2 separate regions of the Homo sapiens genome follow, and region 2 is linked to region 1. The links are chromatin contacts, found by Hi-C or POLR2A ChIA-PET in ENCODE. All regions are on one chromosome and are shown on one strand. Each heading gives the region's core, a stretch centred on a gene start or an enhancer-like site at or near the end of the contact. The rest is flanking DNA. Distances are from core to core; before and after follow the strand shown.

Evidence for each region. Hi-C counts contacts between places; a loop is a spot of excess contacts on that map. ChIA-PET counts read pairs that join two places held with the same protein, here RNA polymerase II (POLR2A). Pooled maps may share reads with other maps.
Region 2: a map of GM12878 shows a loop between it and region 1 (2.1-fold over the local background). The contact joins two enhancer-like sites. A Hi-C loop is called at or near these places in 2 of 168 maps with a recorded cell type or tissue (GM12878 and HCT116), 10 of 37 single-sample maps with no recorded cell type and 7 of 50 pooled maps. POLR2A ChIA-PET finds 5 or more read pairs at or near these places in 1 of 52 experiments (PC-9).

What each region holds. Positions count from the first base shown.
Region 1 is chr7:121,528,292-121,534,173 of GRCh38, forward strand. No RefSeq gene overlaps it. Among named protein-coding and RNA genes, the nearest start is that of FAM3C, 130 kb to the left of the region's middle. Within about 2 kb of position 2,145, at least 10 of the 41 ENCODE cell types and tissues checked have a DNase peak (open chromatin) inside an H3K27ac peak, as active enhancers do; they include HCT116, where a contact is called at or near this core.
Region 2 is chr7:121,298,872-121,304,753 of GRCh38, forward strand. No RefSeq gene overlaps it. Among named protein-coding and RNA genes, the nearest start is that of WNT16, 27 kb to the right of the region's middle. RefSeq lists an enhancer at 3,462-3,531. Within about 2 kb of position 3,645, at least 4 of the 41 ENCODE cell types and tissues checked have a DNase peak (open chromatin) inside an H3K27ac peak, as active enhancers do; they include HCT116, where a contact is called at or near this core.

The DNA.
Region 1 (5,882 bases), core at 895-3,394:
ATTTATTTTGTGCCATTTTTTGTTCTATGAACTTCCACTTACTTGTCACTAATTTTCCTCCTCTAGATGTGTAAATCTTATGTCAACCATTTAAACACACCCAGAAATATACTGATTTCCTTTCTTGAGAGATATTTCTTTCAGAGGCTTTTTAATAGCAGACGTCCTGGGAATTCTCTTTATCTCTTGGAAGGGATCAGCCATTTTCTGTGTCCTATGTCTTCCTCTTTCTTGGCGTACTCCCTCAATTTGGTAGAAAACATCCTCCAAAATATCTCTGAGAAAGGGCCAATGGGTAGAAAAAGTTTTGAAACTGCATATGTGGAAATGTCTTTATTCTATTCTCATGTGTAATTGGTAATTTGGCAGAGTACTAAATTGTAGGGTAGAAATACATTCCAGGTGAAAATGTGAAGATAATTCTCCACTCTTGTCACAGGACAGAAGCACTACTCCAGATATTGCTGTAGAGTGTGGTTTGTTTGATAGAAAAAGATGCAAAGATGGTAACCAGAATCTCATGTGTCTCAGGATCCCCATGAGAGTCTCCTTTCCAGCTGAAGCTTCCTTAAGCATTTTCCAAGAAAGGGAGTATTGCCAACATATCCCTAAAGAGACCCACCAAATTTATATCACCCAGCAGGTGCCAGTATAATAATACACATGAAGCCATATTTCCTAATTAGTCATATCAAAATGATTCAGTTCCAAGCAAGCATCGCAAACTTTTACTATTTGATGCTCTTTTTATTGCACAGTTGCACACCTGCACAGAAGCATCATTTTATTTTCTTAGATCCTAAAGGAAACCAGCCCTCTTTACTGCTAGTGAACTCACTGGGCCTTCTTACTCCCTCTACACTGCTGGCTAGTCACTAAAAATCCTGTCCCTCTTATTCCATGTTGCACAACAATGCTGCATTTTTTCAGCCTTGCTTATAGTTATGATTGCTCTGGTATTAATGCAGTTTTAGTAAAAGTGACGTGTTTTCTTCTTGATCAAAGGCTTTAAGAAAATAATACGTTTCCTACATACTTCCCCCCACCATTTTTCCAGCTGAATGTGGTGATAATGACATTCTAGAGAACAGAAACCCCCAATATAAGAAAGTTCCTTAGTCCCTGATGTACTAAATAAAAACTGCCCATTAACTAGAAACTTTGGATTTTTACCTGAACAAGAAATAAACTAATATGTTTGAGCTATTTTATAGTTTGATTCTATTTTACACAACACCTAATGCCATCCTAATACAGAATGCATTATGATTATTGATGCTTTGTCAGAAATCTTCCTTCCTTCCTTCCTTCCTTTCTTTTTTCCTTCCATCCTTCCTCCCTCCCTCTCTTCTTCTCCCTTTCTCTCTTCTCCTTCCTTCATTCCTTTCTTTCTTTTTCCTCTCTCTCAGTTTCTTTCTTCCTACCCCTGTTTCTCCTAGACTTTTTAGAATCCTCTCGTGGTCACCAGTATTCTGATATTTCAGCATGGTGTATCTTGTTAGGTTTCAATCTTTATGCAGAGAATTCAGTGGATTTTTTTCAATCTGAAATTTTAAAAACTTCATTTCTAGAAAACTATATTTAATTCCTAATTTATCTCCTTCATTTTTCTTTCTTGTAGAAATCCCAGTCAACTTCCTGAACTGGTTCTCTAATTTTCTTACGTGTTTTTCTTTTAATGTTTTTTTCCTCCACCTCCTAAGATTTTCTTCACTTATGAGATCCTAATGATCCCATAATCCTTTTTACTCAAATTCGTTCCAGTGGCTTCTATGTTTTGGCAATCACGAGAGCATAATTAAGAGAGTCATTCTTAAAGGACAGCTGTAGCATTGCAGATATATGCCTGGGAATACTTGTTTTTTGTTTTGTTGTTTGTTTGCTTTTTTGTCCTGTTTCACGTGGAAAAAGCAATGCTCTCTCTGGGAATAGACCTTCCTTTTCTCTGCCTTTCCATTGGCAAGTCATTGGCTGTTGCTTTATTGCCAGTGACTTCAGCATGATCTGTATCAGTCAGGGTAAGCTAGATTACACTACAGTAATAAACAAACTAAAAACTTTCAGGGCTTAAAACAATACAGCTTTATTTCTCACTCCTGATGCATGTCCACGACAGTTCGGTAATGAAACTTTGCTTCTTGTGGTCAGTCAAGGAACTCAGCTGCAAGAGTGGCCACTATCTTACTTGTTTCTGGTTAATGTGACAAAGGAACAAAAAATTTTTTGCGGTCTGGCATTGGTACTTAAGTGCACAGGCCCAGGGGAGCCACACCACACACTGTTCACAACTCTCTGGCTCAAATGAATCACACAGCCCCATTCAAACACAAGGGAGCAAAGACGTGTCAATCTACTCAGCACCCAGGAGGGCAAAACAGGAAACAGTAAACAGTCTAATGACTACAATGACTCATGCAAGAAAAAAGTTAAGTCAAAGTAAGAGTTCATATAATGTATATGTATGTCAATAACCCAAAGTACAGCTGTTTATTCAATAAAAAAACTAGACTAGTTATGAACATCTCCCAGTTGTCTTTGATTTTGTGTATTTATTTGCTTGTATCCAGAAGGCCATTGGTGGTTTTAGATTTTTTTTTATTTGTAGAAGAAGGAAACATTGACTATAATCATCAGCTGCCTTTCTAACACCTTCTAAGAAAAACCTTGGGGTATGTTTCAGCTAAGAGGTGGTAAGATTTCTTAATCATGATCCAAACTGTTTTTAACAAGTTTCAACAAAAACTATATATAGCCAAGAACCACCATCTGTTTCACATATTTTTGTGTCAGTGATAGATGAGGGAAAAAAGCTACTTGAAGTCACTGTCTTGAAGGTCTTTAGAATTGTCCCTTGAAGCCTGTGCTAACATTTTTTTTTTTTTTTTTGCTTTTCCACAATCTCCACAAACTGGCCAGCATTAACTATACGTAAATGGAATTCAATATAATATTTATTTTCAAGAAAAAGAAGGCCTCCTTGCTAAATGGGTCTAAGTATCAATCTTGAGGAGTTTTTTTTTTTTTTTTGCCGTTGTGACTCAGTCTTCATGCCTCCATGTGGAAGTATAAGCATAGAAGTTCCTCAATTTACAAACAGGTTACCTTTCAAAGTGTTTTATTGATGTTCTGGTTGTGTAGAAAACAAAAATGAATTTTCCCATATAAATTACGTTACAATTTGGTGGTTAGATTTCCAGATTTTTATCACAGGAAAGCTTTTCTTCCTTTCCCTTCTATTATCCATCTTCTTCTAAATCCTGCTTTATCTTCTTTGCTAGCTTTGACTGCGTGAAATGGGATTTTAAAGCATCAGATAAAATAAGGTCAAGTGGGGGACAAGTGAGAGGCAGCTGTTTTTACATGGCAGCAGGATTAAGCAGGAAGACAGGCATGTAGCGGCAAGGGAAGAAAGGTGGGGTTGTAGAACTGTCCCTACGACATGTCTTTTCAGCACAGCTTTGCACATAAGAGACTTCAAGTCTGACTCATATAAATTAAAGATTTTTTTTACTGTGTCGTGGAACTTGGCACATAACATTCATTGTCATCATCTGTGTCTGCACTATCCTATCCCCTTGTCTAGATTCTAATCCCATTATCACATTTCAACCTATCTTATGCATAACAGCAGGAGATATCCCATGTGCTAGGTATAGAACTACATGGACAGAACTAAATGTTACTGTGATTCACAGCAACGAGATTTTTTTAAATTTAAACTGGATTTCATTTTGGGTTAGTTAATACGTTAAGATGGTTCAACATTCGAAAGGAAGAAAAGGTATAACAAAAATCTCCCTTCCATATTGTTACTCTGGCAACAAATTCCCTGCTCTAGAATTAACTAATACTGAACTCCTTTTGTTTATCCTTACAGAGATATGTTATGCATATACAAATAAATACATATCTATCTGCCTATCTCTATCCCTTATTTTTCAATTATATAGTTTTCTTTGCATTGTTCTTTCACTTACGATTGTATCTTGGAGATCATTACATGTTACACAATGAATTTCTTGATTTTTTATGACTAACACTCTATTTGTTGGATATACCTACTTTATTTAACCAGCACTCTATTACTGAGCAGTTATTTATTTTTGATATTTTGTTATTACTAAAAATAATACATGTAATAAATTTTCATAAACATCATTTAGAATATGTTTGTTTAAAATATGTATGAATAAATTCCAGGATATATTCAGTATCCACGCAAACGTATCACAAACAAAATACAGATATAATATAGGTTTTATTGGGGATAACCTAAAAACAGAGAAGTAGTGCATTATATGGAGTCCCCTGAAGTCTCATTATTCCACATTAGGGGGTAGGTATAGATGTTCTGAATGCACATTGGCTAAAGTTTCAGCAGACAAAGGCCTACCTGGGTCAGCAGGCTAGATGCATTACAGAAGTACTCCAAGCAGAGAGAGAGCCCCGCGCTATACCATAGTGAGTCTCTAAAGTCTAACACTCAATATAAGTGGTTGGAGTGGCCATCCTTTCCTTGTATCCAATACTGAAAGGGAAGTATCCTTTCACAGTTAGGTATAAATGTTTTCTATGCTTTTAGGGGTTTTGTTTATTTGCAAATGCCTTTGAACAGATTGGAAACTCTCTCTATTTAGAGTTAGCTGGGAGTTTTAAAACAATTTTTAATTGATATTGAATTTTGTCAAACACATTTTTGGCATCTATCGAAATGCTCACATGATTTTTCTTTAACTTGTTAATGTGTTACATTTTTAAACTATCACATCAATCTTGTATTACTGAATTAAACCATAATTAGATACATTGTATTATTCTTTTTATAAATTAATGAATTTGGTTTGGAAATATATTTTTATGCTTATGTTTATGAGTGCTATTGGTTTCTAATTTCCTTTTTCGTAATGTCCATATATAGTTTTAGTATCAAGGTTACTCTTTCCCCATAATATGAATTGGAAAGTGACTTTTCCTCCTCTATTTGTCTACAAGTCTGTGTAAACTTGATATTTCTTCCTAAAGGTTTTATTTCTTTTAATTTTTTAATTGAGACAGAGTCTCGCTCTCTTGCCCAGTCTGGAGTGCAGTGGCACGATCTTGGTTCACCACAATCTCCGCCTCCTAGGTTCAAGTGATCCTCTTGCCTCAGCCTCCTGAGTAAGAGGGACTACAGGCACTCACTACCACGCCTGGCTATTTTTTGTATTTTTAGTGGAGATGGGGTTTCACCATGTTGGCCAGGCTGGTCTCAAACGCCTGACCTCAAGAGATCCACCCACCTTGGCCTCCCAAAGTGCTGGGATTACAGGTGTGAGCCACTGTGCCAGGCCTCCTCCTTTCTTTCCTGAAAATGTGAATTTGTGTGCTGACTTTCTTTCTTTCTTCCTCCCTGTCTCTCTTTGTTCAGTTTGATTAGAGGTTTATCAATGATACTGGTATTTTCAAAGAACCAGCTTTCAGCTTCATTGGCTTTCTTTATTGTTCTTCTGTTTCCTACTTCACTGATTCCTACCCCTATCTTTATTATTCATTACTTCTGCTTACTTTGGGTTTAATTTGTTCTTCTTTTTTAAATTTTCTTTAGGTAGAAGTTTACATAACTGATTGTGACCTTTCTTCTTTACTAATACAAGAATTTAATGTATACTTTTACCTGTGAGAACTTGAAAAATATATATATTCTTCTAATTTTGGGGATAGCATTCAATAAATATCAACTAGGATAAGGTGATTGATAGTGCTGTTCAAATTGTCTATATATAAATTGATTTGGTTGTCCCTAACTATATTGATTACTGAGAGAGGTATGTTAAAGTATCCAACTGTAATAATACATTTTTATATTTTTTCATATCTAAAGTTTATCTTCCACAAACAGTACA
Region 2 (5,882 bases), core at 2,395-4,894, 230 kb before region 1:
GAACCCCCAAAGACCTACTAAAAACAACAGGATATTGCCAGCACCTACAAACAAGATTTTGTATTTGGCACAACTTCCAAGGTTTCATACTGTCAAAAAGCCTTTTATCATGTTTTTATTGCTGCAGTAACTGCTATTATCAACTTCCATATTTCTTTTATGATTCATTCACTTGATGTAGGGGGATGTAGAACTCATTTTTTTCTAATTCATATAGACCATGCAGTCCTCCTAAAATGGTATTCCATTTGTTTTCTTTATGCTTGCTGAAATGTAAAGAATTTGTTTTATGGCCCTATTAAATGTCAGATCACTATGCTTTAACACACTAGATACATAATCAAATATTACGGTGAAAATTTATTAAGAGTATTTAAATTGTGTAAGTCTATTTGAAAGGCAAATAAAAATAATTACTTAAAACCAACTAATAGTAGGGGCAAAATAAAAACCGTCACTTTTAGAGAAAACACCATAAAAGGATTCCTACAGTGTAATACTATTTAGGTAGCTTAAGTTTTGGATTTGATTTATGTTGCGTGGTATTTTCTCCCAAGTCTGTAGCATTCTCTGCAGAGGACTTTTTAAAATTTTGTTTTTCAAAGACTTTTTTTCTAGCCCTTTTTGTAATATATCTGGGAAAAATATTCCATTGTAGATTAGGTTATGAGTAGACATTTAATATCTCTAACCAAGATGTCTTCTTAAGGTGATTTATGTGTAGCATCACATGATTCATTTTATCATATAAAATAAAAAAATATACTTTGTATAATATGAAAGAGTAATTCCTATGAAATCCATTAAAATGTTTAGATATGTTTTAAAAGCAAAATATTTACAATTGATTATTGGTACATAAGAATTCAGAAGTAACATGGTTTCATAAATACAAAATGTATCCAATTGATTCTCAACTATATAGTGACTTATTTTATGGTTGGCTGGTGAAATGCAGCTATTTGATGTAGCTTTTGGGGCTACGCTACACAGTTTAATGATGGTATGCAATTTATTTATATATTTTGTTCAATTGTATTTCCACTTTCTTTTTTATAATAAAACCTGTTCAAAATATGCAGATTGAAATCTCAGTGTATGCCATCCAGGTAAACATTTTAATTTTCTTTCCAGTCTCAAATTTTTATTTGGTCTATAATTGGTATGCCTTTAAAATTAAATCATAAATTTGAATATTAGAAAAAAATTTAAGGACACTAAAATGAAACAACCATATGTTGTAACTTGTAATATAACCATGTATCCACTAATCTCCACTTAGGTATAAGAGGTTGTTTGGTTTCCAGTAGATCTTTTTTACGTTAATAGCTGGATATCTGGGGTTCAGAATTCTTGTGTCCGTTTTCAATAAATACACAGAAATAAGAGTGCAAAATGCCAACACTGAATGCAGTGCAGCCGAGGATAGTCCATGAGGTACATCATGGTCTGTGCAGGATTGAAAGGAAGCTACAGCATAGGCCTTCACACCAGCGGAAGCTCTTCTCCACTGGGTTTGGGGATGGATACATAAGAGCACCTTCTAGCTACCTTTGACAGCTCTTGGACATCTCTTCAACCTCTTCTTAGTATGAATCACATTGGAGGGTCCAATTTCCAAAGAAAAAGGAAATAATAATTTTAAGTCTTTAGTGGACCAAAAATTATAACCTAGATTAACCAAATAGCAAGTGAATGTGACTCTAATGATATTTTCTGAGTTAAAAATCAGGAAAAATAGAAAATGTGCTCTAATCATCAATATAGTATATCCTCAAGAACTTGAAATAGAAACCCATTTTTTACTAAATTGATTTTTTCACCGAAGGGCTTACTCATCTACTGTGATCATTCCTGCTTGTCCTTACCTTTGCCTTTGAAATGGAACTTATGCAGTATTTTTCTGTGTGCATTTAATATGTAATACAAGATACATTTTAAAGCTTACATTTTTATGTTCTCCTTCTTGCCTTAATTACATGTAACATGAAGCTTATGTTTTAATGGGCACAGGCTCTCCAGTTTTACAGTATCATAAAAAGAGTTTATGAGCCTTTTGTTAAAAATCAGTGCCTATGTCATTGGCAGGGCATGGAATTATTTGCAACTACTTCTTCTACTTATAAGATAAAATTTGGTCTGAATTAAAAATATTATGAGAGAAAACTGAAACAATGCCTTTGCAGCCCAGAATGAGTTTAGTCATCAAATGGCACAAATTTGGGTCCATCAGTTTCCACTACATGTGCATACCCACAGGGGAAAACCTGATCTCTGTTCACACTTGCCTCTATAGAATACCCATTTCAATGTTCATATTAGTTATGCAAAATCACTGGCATGTTTTTAAAAGGGTGTGGATACACCCTTAGCTCAAGTTACTCCTGCCAAGAACAGGAATTATTTCAATAGGATGGAGTTTCCAGAGCCATGCTATTGGTAAACAGCCGGAAGTCTCTCTTGGCCACCTATCCTATAAATAAATTGATACCTTCTGTGAATTATTTATGGATTCTGAGATGAGGCTGATACAGACATTGCATCTCAGATTCTTATTTCCCAGAAGAATGGACAATCACAAAGTGGGTGATTGGCTTACATGGTGTTTTTCTCTTTCCTGGGGTCATCATAAGTCTTTGAAGTACTGAGCTTCTTGAAGTCGATTTCTCTTCCAATGGAAGCATCCCTGGGAGGGATGCTTGTCAAATACAGTGAAAATAAATGCCTTCCCTTCACCACTGATCATGGACTTGTTATGCTGCCTCTGCAGACAAGAAAGTCAAAACTGTTGGGTCAAAGCCAAACCTTCCCTGGTTTGTGTCTGGGCAGAGTGTGTGTCAAATAAAAGACTTGAAAACAGGAATTCTGGATTATTTTCAAATAAAAACTCATCCATACTGTATAAATACGTGTGTGTGTGTGTGTGTGTATGTATAGATAAAATGTATGCACACACACATACACACACAATGAAATAGATAATGGAGCAGTATCAAATAATCTTATATCCATCGAATTAGTTCCTTTAAAACATTCCTTTTATTTTTTATTTATAGCAGTATGTAAAACCTTTAGTATAACAGGTTCTATATCTCTGGATGCCTTTACCAAGTGCTCGTCTGAACATGTGGGGAATGCACTTCGAGGCCTCCGCCAGGCAGTGACAGAGCAGGGAGGGACGTGTTAGGGGAGATGTTTGCTAGATGCTTTTCTTAAGAGGTGACAAGTAACCCAACTGCCAGAAATCACCAAAATAAGAAGATACTAGGAAATGTTGGACTGTGGAGTCACGAGGGCTCCAAAACTAGAGAGAACGATAAACTATAGTTTAAACTTTAAAACTACAGAGAACTCGGGGAAAGAAAGAGAGCAGGGCAACATTGTACCCTGATGAAAGTAAATGGATCAGTAAAGTTCACTTATGGGAATCACTCTCAGTAGGGACTCTGGCCACATGCCGTGCCTCTGCCCTCAGATCTCACAGGGCCTTCTCACTGGCAAATGCTGAGATGGGTGGCTGAGAGGTAAGTCATATCCCTCAGTATGACTCAGTATGACCCTCAGTATGGCTGAGGGGTAAGTCATAACCCTTAGTTATGCGGCAGCATAACTAAGTCCTGTAAACTGTGGCAGAGGTTCCGCTGGGTGGAGGACACCCAGCACGATCACAGTTCTACAGCTCATAACTTTCTTCCTCCAAATCGAATTTCTAGTTGGCCTCCACCCATTTTCGTTTCCCCTTTTTGACTTAGATGGTTTCTGTGTCCACCTCCATTATTGCATTTTCACGGTATAATTACCTACAATCATCTATTTGATTACCTTGAGCCATTCATCTTTCTACTATCCAATCTCTAATGTAGAGTAGGGGCTCAGCAAACATTGCTCTCTCTCATTCTTTTCTCTGTTCACTACTTCTTAGCTCAGATGCCATCTCCTCTAGGAATCTTTCTCTGATTCCTCATACACTGATCAAAGTATTCTTTCTTTGCATTCCTTTAGCGTTCCCTGTTTACCCCAACCCAGCCATTTTCTCTTTGTCTGTTTAAGTTTGTCCTCCCTAGAATGTAAACTCCATGCGGAAGGGACTGAGTTGTTTGTTTGATTGTGGATATGCAAAATTTTTAACTGTTTTATTGAGATAAAATTTACCTACATGAAGTTCACTCATTTAAAGTGTAAAATTAAGTAGTTTTTGGTATATTTACAGTTCTGCAGTCATCAAGATAATCTAACTTTAGAACTTTTTTATCATCCCAAAAAGAAACATAGCAGTCACTCTTCAACTTTCCCCACCTCCACTCCTCAGACTTCAGTGACCACCAATCTGCTTTTTGTTTCTATGGATTTGCCTACCTTGGATGTTTCATATAAATAAGATCACACAATATGTGGTCTTTTTGGCTGCTTTCCTTCACTTAGCATTATTATGTTTTAATCTTTGCACTCTCAGTTTAGAAACAAATTACCTGGCACAGGAAAGACACTCATGAATTTTTATAAAAAAAAAAAAAACACACAAACAAATGCACTAACAAACTCTAGCATTTTCTGGAGTTAAAAATTGTGCTCGAAATAGAAGTTATCTAAAAGGCTTTGACAACGCACTATGTTAGAAATAGTATTAATATCATCATTTCCTGATACCCTGTTTAGCAAGTACCAAATGTTTGTTCCCATTGTTTATATGTATTATTTGTAACTGTTTTATTGAGATACAATTTACCTACCATGAAGTTTACTCATTTAAAGCATAAAATTCAGTGGTTTTTAGTATATTTACAGTTGGGATTGAGGTAGAGTACGAAAGAAGTAGTTGGGGAAGATGTCAGGTACATGTGGAAGTTGTCCTCCTGGACTCAATGGGGAGGCTGCTAGAAGTTCAGGGAGCTGCTGACACCCGGTGCTGGGCCCTGAGGCTTGCAGTTTGCACAGGGCTATGGTGCTTCAGGCCTGCTCTTTGCTGTACCCCTATACCTCGCTCATCTCAGAAGAAGCAGATGTTCTTTCCACCCTGCCCCTAGCAAAACTGGAAAGGATTTGATGAAGTTATGCCCATGTCTAAATGAACCATATCTCAAGCCCTCATAACTGAAGTTTTAAGAGAGGACAAAGTAAGACATTTCTAGTTGTGGAATTTCAGGTATCGGCTAGCCAGAAATGAGACTATTAAAAGAAGCAGGGAGTATCACATAACTTATCTGGAAGAGTCTGCTATTTTGACACCAAAAATTGAGGAGCCAGGAAAAAAGCTATACTGATTGCCCCATTTAGAGATGTGAGTTATTGGAGCCTAAAGTATATGGGAAGATATTCATGCAGGCCCTGCCCTTCCAGCATATAGACCAATGGGCATGGCTTCTGATCCATACAAATATTTCTACTTGCTTTCTTTTTCTACCATACTATCACCAAATGCAATATTAATGCAACATCAAAATTCATTTTTACATTATAAATCTTCCCTTAATTTTGTATATGATAAGCGCTTACAGATGCAAATCATGTTTAAATAGAAGACATAATGGTTAAAAGAAGTATGCCATATTGTAATAATTTTGCAAACAGCTGTTTCAAGTTAGCATGTGTGTATTCCCAGTCTTGTGTATATGAGATACAAGTTAATGTCAACAGTACATTAACAATGCAACTGAATTTAATTATGGAACTGGAAGTGCTATGGGTAGAGAGATCACATTTTCACTGAAAAGTAGAGGTAGGGTGATATCTGTTTCTAGTGAGTTTCAGATAGGTACTTTTTTCTTTTACACTCACCAATTCTATATTTTTTTTGCAACAGTGCAGTAGCTAAAAGATTTCTCTGCATGTTTTTTCCTAAGTCAAGACAGTAGATATATTCTTCAGCAATTTAATTTTGCAAG